Regions from separate parts of the Mus musculus genome. Here region 2 is linked to region 1. The links are chromatin loops, found by intact Hi-C in ENCODE. Cell type or tissue: left cerebral cortex. All regions are shown on one strand. Links, peaks and the distances in the headings refer to the core of each region. The heading gives the core; the rest is flanking DNA. Region 1 overlaps Osbpl8 (oxysterol binding protein-like 8). Region 2 holds the start of Gm51266 (predicted gene, 51266).

Region 1 (8,336 bases), core at 97-8,096:
GCCTGCCTTTGGAACCCTTTGCCCTAGCTGGGCTGCCCTGTCTAGGCCTCAGTGGGAGAAGATGAGCCTTAGTCCTGCTGTGACTTGATGTGCTGGGGTGGGTTGGTCACCATGAGAGGCTTCCCCTTCTCTGAGGAGAATTGGAAGCGTTTATGCAGAAAGAGGGGCTAAAATCAGGATATAAAGTGAATAAATTAATGAAAAAAACTAAGGTAGAGCCAAACTAGATTCTGTAGGTTTTTGTTTTTACTTGGAGGGATGGCTCAAGGGTTACGAACACTTGCCATTCTTCCCAAGGGCCTAAGAACTCTCATCAGGCAATTCAGGGATCTGTCAACTCCCTTCTGGCCTCGCACTTAACATATACATGGTATTCATCAACACAATCAATCACATGTATATATTAGGAAAAAGAAAATTTAAAAGGGCAAAGTTATGAACAGGGAGGAAGAAGTTATGAACGGTGGAGTTATGAACGGTGGAGGAAGAAGGGGGTGGATCTGGGAAACGTTACGGGGAGGATGGAGGGTGAGTATGCTCGTATGACAGAACTAGGTTGCATGCATTGAGACATTCTTAAGGAACAAAGAGAATGGCAATGAAGAGTTCTCGAGTCCACCAGTGCCAACCTGAATATTACTTTCTGTGCTACTGGAACAATTCACATGATATCATCCTCTTAGACCTTTTAGCCTAGCAAGCTTTTTTTTTTTTTTTTTTAAAGATAGGCCCTGGTGTAGCCAAGGCTAGCCTTGGACTCAATATAGAGCCAAGAAATACCTTGAACTTCTGATTCCCACTGCCTCCACTTTCGGAGTGGCGGGCTTACACAGGCTTGCACCGCTCCACCCAGTGTACACAGTTATAGGGAACACAATCACTGCCATGCACAAGTTAGAAATGTCTTCTGCAAACCAAGATACATCCCCAGAATGCTAGTGAGCTGATTTCTGAACTGAAAAAAAAAAAAAAAAAAAAAACATCCAAGTAAGCTTTTCACTCTTACTGTCAACTAGAAAGATATTTCATAAGGTGATAAAGAAGGGTGGGAAAATAAATCTTCAATAAGAATACATCAAAGAGGGGAGAAGGCACAGGAGAGGACATGGCAGGGGAGGAGGGAGAAGGGAGAAGGAAAGGAGAAGAAAAAGAAATAAGAAGAGGAAGAGAAGAAAAGGAAGGGAAAGAAGAGGCAAGAGAATACAATCAACCAACCAACCAACCAGCCTGGGTGTAGGGCACGTGCCTGCAGTACCAGCTATCTGGGAGGCAGGGGCACGAAGAATAGTTGAATCTAGCAGCTTGAGACCAGGTTAGGTAATACAGTGAGATGCCATCTTAAAAGGGGAAGTAAATATCTAATAATGTGTTTATTATAAGAATTAGATGAACATGTATATAATGTTGACTCTGACTTCTAAACAGTCTAAAACTGTGAATCTAGAATTCACAAACAGGGCTGGAAAGACTGTGGTTATGAGCATTGTTCTTGTAAAAGCTTGGGTTCAGTTCCTGGCACCCACATAGTGGGGTTCCTAATCATCTGTAATTCCAGTTCCAGGACATTCAACTCCTCCTTCAATCTCTGGGGACATCAGGCACACACAAAGAGCATATATATATACATATATATATACATAAATATATGTGTGTGTGTGTGTGTATGTATGTATGTATACACACACACACAACAACAAAAGGCAGACATAAAAATAAGTAAGTCTAAAAATACTGATGCTCCTTTTACTTGTAGGGCAGAGTGTTAGCTCTTCCCATGTCACAAAGATGAATCAACAACAGGACCAATGCCCGAAGCATTTCAAAATGATTTCTAATTTATTGTTTGATGTTTATAAATTTTAATTCTATTCTATCTTATTAATTCTAATATTTTTACTAAAATAAATCTGTAGCATGAAAATATTTCTCTCTCTAGAAAAAGTAAAGATTACTCAGTTTGAATATGGGGGTGGGGAGATTTTCATAACTGCAACATGGATTTTCAGATGAAAACTTACAGGAATTTGAAACTTAAATATAAAGTGAACTAGAAGTTACAAAATTAAGCTTGAAATAAAAAAAAAGTACTCAAAGCAATAAATACACCCATAAAGAATTCTCAATACTAATGACTAACACAACGTCAGGACCCTCTAAATATACACATGGAAGAACACATAAGACTTCAGATTTCCCAGTGTTGTTTTAGCCTTGGCTCAATCTGTATCAACCCACTTACTAGGTTAAAAAAAAATCCAGCTCACTGTGTCTACATCCACATATTATTTCTAAAATAGAACCATAATGAAAAGAAAGCTATAAATTAAACTTTGTGTGTATGTATACTCTTTCCTGTGCTTGTGTGTATGTGTGACTAAGTTTCCTGTCTGTGTGTCCCATGGCTGGCGTCAGTGTCTTTTCAATTACTTTACACTTTATTTTCTGAGATGAGCTCAGTCTTGCTCTGAACCTTGTCCATCTGGCTACTTAGCCAGAAATCCCCAGCAAGTCTCCTGTCTCCACCTTCCCCGCGCTGGACCACAAGTATGCTCTGCTATACCTAGACTGTGCGTGAGTGCTGGGGATCTGAGCGCAGGCCCTCAGGTTTTCATAGAGCACCTTGCCAGCTGAGCCATGCCCAGCACTACAGCAAACAACCAACAATGTCCAAACTGTTAGAAAACAGTATTCATGAACCTACATTATATACGACTTCTCAAACTAAATAAATGAATTCCATTTTAACAGTGTCATATTTTGAACTTGCAAATCACATAATTTGCTTCATATCATAGTGTATGATTAAATTCAAATTATTTTTAATTTTATCTATAAATGAGGAAGTTAAATGCTTTTTAAAATATGCAAATCTGGCCAAATTCCTTAAATGTTAACTAAAATTTTAAAAAAGCAGATGGTCAACATAAAATATACAAAACATATAAAAAAAACACCCCTCTAAAATAAAAAATTTCCAAACTGCATACTGGGTTTCCATGGGAAATTCAACACAGTAATGTAAAAAAATTGTTGCTAGTGTTGATGCTAGATCTTCTCATGAGACTGGATAGATCTTAATTCCTAAAAAGGTACAAAATGATCTATCCTTTAAAAAATGTCTGCCATAAAAGTTTGAGAGTCAGGACCTTTCCTTTAAGTCTTATGCCATGAAGTATAGTTAGTAGAGTGCTCAGCAGCAGGCAAGTATGGTGGTGCTCACCCTTCCTCCCAGCACTCGGGGAACACAAGCTGCTGGATCTCTGAGTTGAGGACAGCCTGGTCTACAGAGCAAGCTGCAGGCCAGCCACGTGAGAGCCTGTCCAGGCCACTACTTCCTACCATGTGACAGAAAAGGCTGCTGTCTAGAGGGGAGGCAAGGACTCCAACAGAGACGGGTGACAGTCCCACTGCTGTCACAAGGAAGGCAGGTAACAGCTGAGAACACACAGTTCTTGTCCGGGATCCGAACTGTAGAGCTTGGACAAGCAATTGAAGCCAGGGCTGCCACAGGGGAGGACGCTGGAAGAGAGTGCCACAGTACTCTCTAAAACCAGAATAACTGAGGCCTCTCCAAAGCAGTCTCATCAAAGCTACAACAAGAGAATTCCCTAATGACAGAATCAGTCACAGGTAACTTGGACACCTACGGTAGCCTTTGTTCTAATGTTTCCATATTTGGAATAGGCTCACAATAATTCTACTGAAGAGAACGCTTCTGTCAGGTAATTATAAGTCCATGTCAAGTTGTGTTTACTTCTAGTGACTTCAGTTTCTTGTCTAGATAAATTTTATATTAGATAATTTCTTAGCACACAGAGTTTACTTCTACTAAAACAGGACACTGGTTCTGAGTAAATGAGCTTTCTAAAGAATACAAATGCTAGCATCATTGACAAGCTGCGTCACAGGAGCAAACTCGGCTTGCTAACCATTGCTGTTTAGATATAACAGCAAACAGTTTATGCTGCTTTGGTCTTTTTTAAAAAACTGCTTGTACTTCTACCAACGCAAGTTTAACTAACAGCCATATGCTGAAGACCCAAGAACTATAAAATGTATGGTAACAAAGGCTGAGGGTCCGGAAGGTGGGTGAGCAGGTAGCAGAACTTGCCAGCCACTCACCATGACAACCTGGGTACAATCTCCAGGACCCACATAGTGGAAAGAACCAAATCCTGCAAGGTGCTCTCTGACCTCGACATGAGCCCACAGCCTGCTCTCTCTCTCTCTCTCTCTCTCACACACACACACACACACACACACACACACACACACACACTAAATAATTGTAACTTTAAAAGTGTTTACTATTTATCTGTGGATATTTTGCTTGAGTTTATGTATGTGTAGCACATGCAAACCTGGTACTCATCGAGTCCAGAAGAAGGTGTCCGAACATCTGAAACTGGAGTTATAGGCGCTGTGAGCCACCATGTGGTACTGGTTATGGAACCTGTGTTCTCTGAAGGAGCACTCAGTGCTCTTAACCACTGAACCATCTCTCTGGGCCTGAATAATTCTAATTTTTTAAAATTTAAGAAAATTTAAAATTTAAGAAGTAAAACACTATTTTTAAAAGCCTGAAGTAAAGTCTTTTATAGGTGATTTCTTTGCTAAGGATTTCCCACAATTCTTAGGTAGTGTTCTAGAAACAAGTACAAAAGCTGTAAATAAGATCTGAGATTTAGAGATATAATTAGATCCTAACTAAGCAAAGCATACTGCATCACAATGGTATAATGAGCACGCAGGCAAGGGCGGAGCTCTAGAATACAGCTCATTATCAACAAAATAATGCAGTTATTGGTAGAAGGGTGTGGGAGAGAAAGATAGAGATAGAAGCAGAAACAGATAAAATTTCCTATAAAAACGAAAAATGAAAAAGTAACTGCTGTATAAGATAAAGTTATCTTCAAATATCACTGTGGTAGAATTAATTCTCCTTTAATGCTACTATATGAAAGCAAACGCATCTAAAATAATCTTTCAGAACAATAAAATATCTCAAAAGGCATCAGATGTCTATTTCTTTTTACCTTTAACTTCAACACATAACACAAAGCCCTTTCTCTGGGGCACCTCACTCTACTGCTTGACTGATAGAGCGGACACTCTGAAGAGCTTTTCTCACAGCACACACAAGAATCCCTACAGGACTTCTCTGCTGGAAGAACTGAGTGAGAGACTCAGCACATCATTTACTCCTCTGACAAAATAAACTCACAACAATGCCTTCAAGTTTCCTTACTTTGAAGTTTTATACCAAACTTTCACACCGTCAGGTTTCTATTGTTTACGAAGGTCACTGATTATTCCTTAATACTAAACAGATCTTTGGTGTGAAGGTCAACAAATGGCATGCGCTACTATACCTAGCAACGGCACAAAAAACAGTCTGGAAGATAAACACAAGACAGGAACAAGTCTCGTGCAAAAACACAGGCTGCACATACAGTATTAAAAGCTACACTGTATTTTAAAGTCACTTCTGAATAAGGACACACTAAAGTTTACACTGCTTAAGGACATAAACGACCCATGATCGGAACCACACTATGTTAAGAAGACAATACAGATTAAATACTATTCAAAGCTTATGCTACTTAGGTATAGCTTAGAACCATGGGCTTTTATTTTATTTTATTTTTTTGAAAACATTGTTAGAAAAGAATCTGAAATTAGTGAATTTATAATTTATTTAATGTTTAGGTATCTCAAAACAATGCTTTATTGTCATTATAGTTATTCACAAAGACCCAAAAAGGTTAGGGGTAAAACTAAAACTCTACTTCAAATTCAAAAAATGTAAATGTCAATATATATATTTATTTATTTTAGTTAATATTAAAATGAATAACCAAATATTTGTCACAATAGTTTTCAAATATAAGCTCAAGTTTTCTACATCTTATTGACCATTTAATGCCTAAATGATAGCTTTAAAGTATCTAATTTCATTTAATAAATATTATACTGTATATAACATATAATTTTCTTAGCAAAAATTAACTCCACATGAATAAGTCTAGCAAAAAATATATACCTAGAAAACTTTACTGTCGTCAAGAATTAAAAGGTTGTAAGAAAAGCACATATGATAAACATTAATTATAATGACTCCTTTACAGAAATGGCTAATCATGTTAAATGTCTGGCTTTCATCTGCTAATACCTCTGTCAATACCATTTCTTTACAGGAATATATATGTATTATATATCAAATTCGGAAATGTTTTAACTGTCATCAGGGTCATATATTTACTACTACATTAAATCAAAATGCACATGATAAAAAAATCAAGATTCATATTTTACTGACTCGGAGCTCTCAAGTTTCAGCTGAAGAGACTAGTACAAGAAGATGAGGGAGAGCCCGGCTACAGATAGGCAGCTACTGAAAGCTAAGCTTTCACAACACACTTGTTTAAATGAAACATGATGTTAAGATTTTAAAAATCCCCGTATTATTTTCATTAAGAAAATGTAAGAAATTAAGGCAAGAACACAAGATGAAACAAACCAACCTTGTAAGGAAGGAGAAAGTTCATTGTATCCTCCAAACGAAGCATTCCGGACGAGCTTTCGGCCATCAATTCGTGGAGGGAATAAAACAGACGAAACCCCAGTACATGAAGAAAATCTACGATGCTGTGAACTCTCTTCTTTCATGGTTTAGAAGGTCTATTTAATATAGATGCTCACCCAGAAGGCTAATTAGCCCAATATGGCAAAGACAGGCTTTTCTCTCACATCCAAATGTAGCAAACCAGCACAAACAAAGGACACACACATTTAACAGCAAAGGAGGACCAGAGACTGTCAAATCAGCAATAAACAGATAGAGAGACTGACGGCAAAGGCACTGAGCCAGACAACTGGTTCCTTTTTAAAAACGAGTTGATTAAAGGGCTATTCCACTAATGCTTTACGATTGTATCAAAGAAACGATGCCCTGCACTGAGCTGCTCACTGCTCTAGAAAAACAAAGCAAGATCAATACTTAGCCATTTTCGATGAAGTAATAGGGTTCTTTCTTCTCTCAAGACGACAAGCCTGTCATTACATCTATTATATTTCTGTAGTATCTGGCCACATCTCCCTCTTCTCCCGACTCTTCTCTTTCCAGCTTTTGGTTACTTCAAAAACAGATCCCAACATTATACTGTTTATCTTTACTGAAGCTTCTAGATTTATATCTAATCTGCTGCTTGTCTTGGCCATGATTAAAATTTCACAAGGAAAGATATTCTTTCAAGTACAATTTTGGTGGATCAGAGCTGCTAAAGCAGAGAATTAACATGTAAGTTTTACTTCTAAGAGGAATACAGGAGTCTTAGGGCACCGTGAATGTGAGCCAATCAACACAGAAGATTAAACGACAGCATAAAGACGCCGCACACCCTTGGAGCATTAGCTGCTTCACTTCCTCTCCCCTGTGTTTGTTCAAAATACATAATCTACCAATGACTTCTGTCCATACAAAAACAAATCATTTGTTATCTCAAAAGTAATAACCTATACCATCTCTTTATGCCTAACTTTTAAAATTCCCAAGAACTCATTTTATTAAATTACTTTTGCCTTACCCTATCTTACTCCATTCAAGTTAAACTTAGTGGTTTATTCTTATAAGAACTTTGCCCTAAGATTCAGTTTCTTTCTTACCATGCACACACTTTAAATCTGAGTTTGGTTCATATAAAACATCAGTCCATATAACCTTAAGAGTATTTCTTCTTAAGGGGGGAAAAGCATTTAAAAACTCAGTTTCCAATAATGTGGGTGGTACATGCCTTTAATCCCAGCACTCAAGGGGCAAAAGCAGGGGGTCTACATAGTGAGTTCCAGGGCTACATATAAAACAACCAAACTTCCTGTATAATGCTATCCCTGCCCACCTTGGGCAAAGGCATTTCAAAAATCATTGTTAAATTAAGTTTATGGAGCTGTGGTGCTGTCATCTGAGGGCCTCTGTTTTTGCCTTGTTTCACTCTTCCCCATACCATAAAATGGAAATTAATAACCATAGACAATCAGAAAATTATAATTAATTCATACAGTTAGTGCTTGCCTTTAAAGGAATAAAGAAGGTATCACAAAAGGCATTATCCTCTTACAGTTAAGTAGGGTTTAAACTTAATAGGGTCTCCATTTCCTTATCTATAAAATACTAAGAGTAGCATCTATATTATAAGATTATTGTGTGAAGTCTACAAAGGTTCCGGGTAAAAACATTAGAATACTGAGTTCTCTCCTAAAGTTCAAGGAACATCAGAGGAAAGAAGTTGCTTTTGCTTTTGTTTTTAATGACCATAAACAAGGATGGGAATACAACT
Region 2 (8,336 bases), core at 80-8,079, 66 kb after region 1:
AGCAAACCATGAGGAGCAGCAAGCCAGTGAGCAGCATCCCTCTACGGTCTCTACATCAGCTCCTGCTTCAAGGTTCCTGCCCTGCTTGAGTTCCTGCCCTCACTACTTTTGATGATAAACTGTTAATGTGAACTGTGAGAGAAATAAAGCCTTTACTGCCAACTTGCTTTTGGCCGCAGTGTTTCATCACAGCAATAGTAACCATTTTGGTGAAAGGGTGTAGAAAACAAAGGTTTTATCAGATCCATAACAGTCACACCAAAGCTGGGCAGTGGTGGCACACGCCTTTAATCCCAGCACTTGGGAGGCAGAGGCAGGCGGATTTCTGAGTTCGAGGCCAGCCTGGTCTACAGAGTGAGTTCCAGGACAGCCAGAGCTACACAGAGAAACCCTGTCTCGAAAAACCAAAAAAACAAAAAAAAACTAAAACAGTCACATCCAGTTAAGGGCCTTGGCGAGTACAGAGCAGAGGGCGAAGCCTTAAAGAATGTTGCTTTCTCCCTCCTGGACACACATAGACACACTCACCTGAACTACATATTTACACACACACACATTGTGTGTGTGATATTGTACAGAATCATACATGATTTCTCCTTTATGTTTTTCATGATAGAATTCTAAGGTATAGAACATTTTTAAAAGCATTTATCACTCGCTTTTGGATGGTGGGAGGGAAGCAGACAAGACGTAGGCCAGGGGCTGTTAGTTCAGGTGGTTAATCCACCAGGATCCGTCACCGGAAGATTTCTAACATGGAACAGCTGGGGAAGTTAGGATGCTAGATTCCGAGCCCAGTGACTGTTATACTAAGATTGTCTGGGGTTTTCCATTTCGCAGCCATTAAACTGAGCTCTAGGGGAAGGTAACCCTGGCAGAGCATGGGTTTGCGAGAGTGCATCCCCAGCTAGCAGTGGAAATTTGAGATTGCTTATAGGTTTGACAGCAGCCAGCCGCAGGGGTTAAATGACTGGGACTGTGAGAAGTTGAGCTTTGGAGGCAGCGAGACTGCCAGGGCCGGAGAGTAGCCCGCAATAGCATGGACTGATTTTTAATATTACATGCAACAATTAATATTGTCAAAATAATTATATTACTAAATGTAGCCCATCGATTCGATGGACTCCTCATCAATATTCCAATTTTTACTTCACGTAGATAGGACACAACAACAAAGCAATCCTAAAATCATATGGAAGCAATTATGAGAGTAATGCTAGAGGCATTATAACACCTGATTTAAAATTATGCTGCAGAGCCATAGTAAATACTAGTATGAACACACACACATAGACACGCGAGGTTTGACAGAGGACACACAGATAAACCCGCACGCACTGCTACAGTTACCTTATTCTCAGCAAAGATGTCAAACAACCCAAATGCTGGAGGAATGACAGCCTTTTATCATATGGTGCTGGGGAACCAAAATATCCATATGTAAAGACTAAAACTACATTGTTGTTTAATTCTGTACAAAAGTTAATTCAAAGTGAATAAAAAACTATAATGGAAAATGTGGAACTTTGAAATAACTAGAACATAAGGAAAACACCTCAAGATACACGCAGAGGCAAGGATTTTCTGTGTAGGATTTTAAAAGTTAAGGAAATAGTAACAAGAATTGACAAATGGGATTGCATCAAAATAGACAGCTTTTGTACAGCCAAGGAGAATCTACTACCACCACTTTGCTAGACCAGCATCATTTCTAAAGACACTTTAAGTTTTATCCTTATACTAACAGAAGTGTAGTGCTTATGCCTCGTTAAAGAATCCTCTCTATGGAGAAAACTGAAACCATCACAGAAAACCACAGCTGGACACAATGCAAAGACCAAAGGATTGTGGGGATCCGACTATACAGGCAGCACAGCTCCAGCATCCACGGCTCAGGAAAGGTCATGGAAGAAGGGTGGAAAGACTGTAAGTGCCAAAATGCCAGGAAGTCTGTGAGACCGTTTACCTGATCTACCCTAGAGATGGCTGCATAAACAAGACTTGAACAATGACAATATCGACACGCTAATGCAGGAGGAAAATCAGATGGGGTCCTGCTCCTAGTCAAAGAGCGAGAGGCAAGCAATGACTGATCAGAGGGAGAGAATTAACCCGAGGGTTGAACGCCCCCATTGTTTACTCAATACAAAGTGGTCAACCCTGAAACAATACGCACACAAGCAACAGAAAGGGACTTAGCAGACTATTTGTATATGCATGCATATATGTAACACTAATAAAGAAAAAGAGGCTATCAATTTGAGGGGGTATGAAAGGACTTGGGGGGAAGGGACCTGGGAGGGGCTGGAGAAAGGAAAAGGAAAAGGAGAGATAATATAATTATATTTTGATTAGAGTGCATTAAAATATTGATACTTAAAATTAAAAAAAAAAAGAAATTATCACTCTTAAGAAACATAAATTACATCTTTAAGTTTAGCAAGTTATACTATGTAAGCGTAATCCCAGCTTTGGGGCTATCTGCTGCTGAGACAGCTCAGCAAGTAAAGGTTCCTCCTACCTGCTGCCTGGTTTGATGACCTAACTTTAATCCCTGGCGCCCACACAGTAGAATCAAAGAACGAACTACTCAAACTGTCCTCCGAGACAATTGTCCTATGCATGCCCCACACCCATACACACACATACACAAAATAAATAAATAATGTGAAGTTTAAAGTTTAAACACAGGTTAACACTGCTATAGACAAAAATTTTTAAACGAGGCTTAGGATATTTTAAACCAATGCCTTCAAGAATGCTTACCATAGGATAGAGGACCTGCCCTGCCTCTTTAAGGCTCCATTATGGGAGATTAGAGTGAGAGTATGGAACGCTGCATGGAACATCTATTTACACACCTCTAACTTGGAGAATGAGTTTAACAACTTAAAAGGGAATTAAGAAAAACTCTTACAAGAAATGCCAAAAGCAGCTATAAATGAGTAGAAGAGAAAAATACTCAGAATTTCTTGTTTAAAGTAGGAAATATACTTTGTATTCATCTTAGAAGATGGCTCAGAAGTTAAGAGAACTTGCTGCTCTTCCAGTGATCCTAAGTTCAATTCCCAACCATCATGGTGAAATCTGGTGCCCTCTTCTGGTGTGCAAGCATACGTGCATGCAGAACACTACACTAAAAATAAATCTTTTTTTTTTTTTTTTTAAGAAAAAAAACATGCTATTCAGCAGCCAGGAGCATTCAAAGAAGGAATATGTGCAGATATAAATTTTTAAAAGAAAATCTTTTTAATCTATTAGCTCAATGAGAATCCCACACAATGTTCCTCTTCACCTTTCACCCTTCTCCAGCTACTCCCAGATCACTTCCTACCTCCCAAGCCTGAGTGGCCCACCCTGTCCAGTTTGGGTTCCCTGTATACTAATAGGTGTGGGACTATTGGCTGAAGTATAATGTACTTACCAGGGTCCCACCCTTAAAGAAAACTGACTACCCCTCTCCTAAAGCCTATCAAGTGTCCACAGCTCCTTGGTTAAAGACACAAGCTCAGGAACCCCTCCCCTTCCATGCTGGAACACTGACTGGCTTGTAGAAAAGAAGTTTAAATTAAAGCTCTGCTTACATAAGCCCCTCCTATAGGCTGTTTCCTCAGTTATCATTATCCATACAGAAAACTGTAAGGGGGAAGGGAGTGGGTTCAAATAGGAATAAAGTACACAAAGGCTGAAGGTGTGAAGCTCTGCAGGTGGAGTGCTTGCCTAGCCCCCACTGGCCCTGTGTTCTATCTCTAGCACCAAAACAAACAAAAAAGCAGAGAGAACAATGAATGATATACATCATGGTAGAGGACAAAGAGCATATATATGGACAAGGAAGAAAAAAGCAAAACTAACTGGGCCTGTGAGATGGCTCAGTGGATAAAGGCATTTGCTGTCAACCCTAGCCCAGGACCCACATGGTAGAAGAAAACCAACTCCTGCAAGGTATCCTCTGATCTCCACATGTGCATTTATGTGTGTGCATACGCACACACACGCATATAAACATACAGGGGACACTGAAAACAGAGATTAAAAACTTAAAAGCAGACCAAAATGAAAAACTACAAGGAAATAAAGAGTCAACAATTTAGAACATGACAGGCAAAAATCCACAACCTACCCTTTTGTTTGCTTCAGTTTTTGAGACAGTCTCATATAGTCCAGGCTGAGTTCAACTTCCTTATACAGCCAAACATGAACTTAAACTTCGGGTCTCCTGCTGACACAGTGCTCCCAGATGCTAAGACTATAGGTGTGCACCCCACCCTCAGCCCCAAAGGTATTTAATAAGCATGTAATTAGTAATAATAAAATACTAATGCTAATTCAAAAAACAACACCTTCATCCAACTTAAAGCTAAAACTGCCTTTCCTGAGCAAGCTTGCCAAATGATGTTAAGGCGGAAGCCAAAGAGTGGAAAGCATACCCTGGCTTTCTCTCAGTGGCTCTAATGCCTCAGCCCCCACCCAGCTTTCCCAAGGCACTCACTGTAAGATGATGGCATAAGTCTCACAACAAATCAAAACATTCCCAACATCCCAAAACGTGATTTAAATTCTCAATCAAAAATATATTCAGGCCTGGCCTACAGTGAATGGCTGTAATTCCAACACCTAGGAGATAGAGACCGGACGGAGGGTTAAGAATTCAAGACCAGTCTGAACAAAATAGAGAATTCAAAGCCAGCTTGGGCTAAATGAGACACTATCTAAAATAACGTCCCCTGCCTCAAGTGACACACACACAAATACAACCACCATAAGCTTCCGGGAAGTTATTTTTTTCCAGTTTTAGGTCATTGTTATCTTAAAAGTAGCAGACCCACCTACTGGTTACCCTAGGAAATAAGAAATGGTGGGTTTGAATCTGGTTTCTGACACCCACTCTGCCCCCTACCCCTTTCTGACATCATTTTCAATTTGCCAAGAGTTCGCCCCGTTACGTGTTCACAGCTGGACTAAGATAATCACTTTCTATATATAATGCAATGAACTGCCTGCCCTTTAAAACCCTGGAGCTCCTCAATAGCATTTAGAGCTGTTAGGGAACTTCAGCTCAGCTCTCAACACCAGACATTTTACAGATGAAGGATCCAAGCACAGAGTGCCCAAGCCAGTGGGCAGGAGGCCAGGTCCTAAGACTCTTTAGTACCCAGCTAATGCTTTAAAACAAAACTCAATGTGAGGACTTACTAACAAAACTGAGTAGTGGGGAAACTGGAAACCTAACACTGTAACACAGCTCTAGTTCTGCTTCTAAAATATCCCACAATACAAACATGTACATGCATTTGCTGTGTTCACAGAAAACCAGGGAAAGAGGACGAGCACTTGGCGCTCTCAACACCATGTCAGACAGTCTGGCGGCCTAAGAGCCAGTCTCCACAGCTTCTGGGTTTATCCTTAGTGCATGCTGGTACATGACAATCTTGTTCCTTGGAAAAAATTAGTAAAACTCGGTGGTCATGTTACTATACACCTCTAATCCCAGCACTCAGGAGGCATAGGTGGATCCTGTAGCCTGGTACCCAGTTCCAAAAAAATAAATTAAATTTTAAATAAGTGCATTATGCACGTGCACACATGTATAGTAAAACTAAAAAATTTGGGTTAAAATCAGAAAATATCTAAAGTTCTTATTCTTTTCACCCCTCTTCATCCTTCCTTTCCTCTCCCCCCCTCTCCCTCCTCTTTATCTTTATCCCTCCTCCTACCTTATAACCAGCACTGACACTCAGCTGGCCTTAATTGGTCTTCATGTTAAATGAGGTAACATTAGGCAGGCTAATTGCTTTAGTTCAAGGTTAGCCTGAGAATCAGAGTGAGACCATCTCAAAAAACAAAATAAAACAAGTAATCTTTAAAAGTGGCTTTCCCTTATGACTACTACAACCTCAGTAAAATGTGACCCATACCTGTAATCCACTCTGACATGCAGGAGTCTGAACAGGAGATCAGAACTATTCTAACACATTAGAATAATTAAAGAAGGGTTTGACTTGTAAGATATATTTAAATATGTTTGTAGTCTAATATATGATATATATTATATATACATTGTATATGTAATATATAATGTACATACATATATACACACACCTACTAGTTATTCAAATGTTTTCTTTTGTTTTGAGACAGGGTCTCATGTAGCTGATAGTGATCTTTAATTCCTGATCTTCCTGCTTCCATCATCCTAGTGTTGGGGATTACAGGGCTCAAACTGTAGCATGTTTGTTAAACTGGCTTTACTCGTGTTAAAGGAGCATTTTTGGCAGGCCACATATCCCTACCTGAATTGCCTCTGTACCTTTAAATATTGTTATACCATATCTGGAAGGCTGGTGAAGACAATGACGAACAAGTTCATCAGATGATCTAGAAGACCTGGTGGCCAAAGAACCAGTCTCCATAACTTCTGAATTTTACCTTTAGTGCATGTTGGTATATGACAATTTTGTTGCATGCAAGTTAATGTGGGAAGTCCAAGATATATCACCAGTGGTAGTACAGGGCAGGTAAGCATGCGCAGAGAGAAGTGGGGAGGATAGCTTTGTAACCAGCCACTGAGGAGAATAAATCTGCTTCCCTAAGAAAGGTATTAATCACTTCTAACAGGCTCCTTAAATGTCATACATCAGGGGCTGGAGAGATAGCTCAGTGGTTAAGAGCACTTTAGGATCTCTTCCAGAGGTCCTGAATTCAATTCCCAGCAACCATATGGTGCCTCACAACCATTTATAATGCGTTCTGATACCCTCTTCTGGCATGCAGACATGCATGCAGATAGAACACTTATATACATACAATAAGTAATAATTTAAAAAACACATCAAAGCCAGGCATGGTGGTGCACACCTTTAATTCCAGCACTTGGGAGACAGAGGCAGGAGGGAATTTGTGAGTTTGATGTCAGCCTGGTCTACTGATCGAGTTCCAAGATAGCTAGAGATATACAGAAAAACTGTCTTGGGGGAAAGGAAGGAAGGAAGGAAGGAAGGAAGGAAGGAAGGAAGGAAGGAAGGAAGGAAGAGAAGGGGAGAGGGAGAGAGGGAGGGGGAAGGGCAGAAGGGAGGGAGAGAGAGAAAGAGAGAGAGAAAGAGAAAGAAAAAGCCAAACATCAAAAGGCCTACAGCAAGAAATCAAAATCTTTCTTTAAAAGACTTACTTTTTTTAAAAAAAATTATTGTATTTTTTTACATTTCAAATGTCATTCCCTTTCCTGGTTTCCCCCCTGCAAACCCTCTATCACATCTCTCCTTACCCTGCTTCTGTGAGGGTGCTCCCCACCCACCCTCACTCCCAACTCACTGCCCTGGCTTTCCCCTACACTGGGGCATCAAGCCTTCACAGAACCAAGGGCCTCCCCTCCCATTGATGCCAGATAAAGCCCCTTCAGCTCCTACAGTCCTTCCCCTAACTCCTCCATTGGGGTCCCTGTGCTCAGTCCGATGGTTGGCTGCGAGCATCCGTATCTGTAGTGGTCAGAATCTGGCACAGCCTCTCAGGAATCAGGCTCCTGCCAGCAATAGTGTCTGGGTTTGGTGTCTGAATGTGGGATGGATTCCCAGGTGGGACAGTCTCTGGATGGCCTTTCCTTCAGTCTCTGCTCCACACTTTGTCTCTGAATTTCCTTTAGACAGGAGCAATTCTGGGTTAAAGTTTTGAGTGGTTCCATCCCTCAGCTGGGGGCCATGCCTAACCTCTGGATATGGTCTTGACAGACTCTCCCTCCCCTTTGTGGGGTATTTCAGCTAACGTCATTCCCATGGGGTCCTGAGATTACTTTTATTTTTAATTGTTTGTGTGTGTAGGTGCTCAAAGGCCAGAAAGGGCTTTGGGTCATCTGGAACTGAAGCTACAGGCCATAATAAATTGCCCGACTTGGGTGCTGGAAACCATACCCAGTTCGTATGCAAGTACAGAGGACTTACGCTTCTGGGACCCAGGTTTAAAGTCACTTTCACCGTCTACGAATGCCTATCAAGAGGTCTGAGGATACTGCTCTAAATTTGGTAACCTTGGAAAGGCCCTCTGGAAGGCACTGGAATGTTCCGGCTGTTGAGAAGATGAGTATTCCAAACAGAGAGGAATTGATTTGTTTGACCAATCTGACCTAGCCTAAGCTACAGACAGAAGAGCCAAGCTGACCAGTTGACCAGTATTTGACTGGCCATAAAGATTCCCACGTGGCTAACCAGGTCCTCAGGATAAGCAGGACCTCTTAGGGCTTACAAGGGAGAGAGAGATAAGCCCCATCCAGGCTTCAATGTGGTATAGATCTTCCTAGAGGCAGGGAGCAGGTGGCAGTGAGCCCTCCTTGATTTAGTAGCCAC

Evidence for each region. Hi-C counts contacts between places; a loop is a spot of excess contacts. Peaks named below come from ENCODE experiments on the same cell type or tissue, not always from the same donor. Only the 100,000 strongest peaks of a DNase experiment are listed, where the experiment ranks them.
Region 2: it touches region 1 in a loop (2.4-fold over the local background); 2 of 42 quality-filtered maps call a loop at or near these places.

What each region holds. Positions count from the first base shown.
Region 1 is chr10:111,246,837-111,255,172 of GRCm38, reverse strand. All of the region lies in intron 4 of Osbpl8 (oxysterol binding protein-like 8), which reads right to left. Among named protein-coding and RNA genes, the nearest start is that of Bbs10, 48 kb to the left of the region's middle. In left cerebral cortex, for the core only: no CTCF peak of the experiment used is centred there; DNase peaks (open chromatin) are centred at 4,046, 6,426, 6,601, 6,831 and 2 more places; H3K4me3 peaks cover 2,932 bases; H3K27ac peaks cover 3,897 bases.
Region 2 is chr10:111,180,835-111,189,170 of GRCm38, reverse strand. All of the region lies in intron 1 of Osbpl8 (oxysterol binding protein-like 8), which reads right to left. It overlaps Gm51266 (predicted gene, 51266), which reads right to left and starts at 3,541; the gene lies at 3,473-3,541. In left cerebral cortex, for the core only: a CTCF peak has its summit at 3,100 (motif pointing left); a DNase peak (open chromatin) is centred at 5,177; H3K27ac peaks cover 435 bases.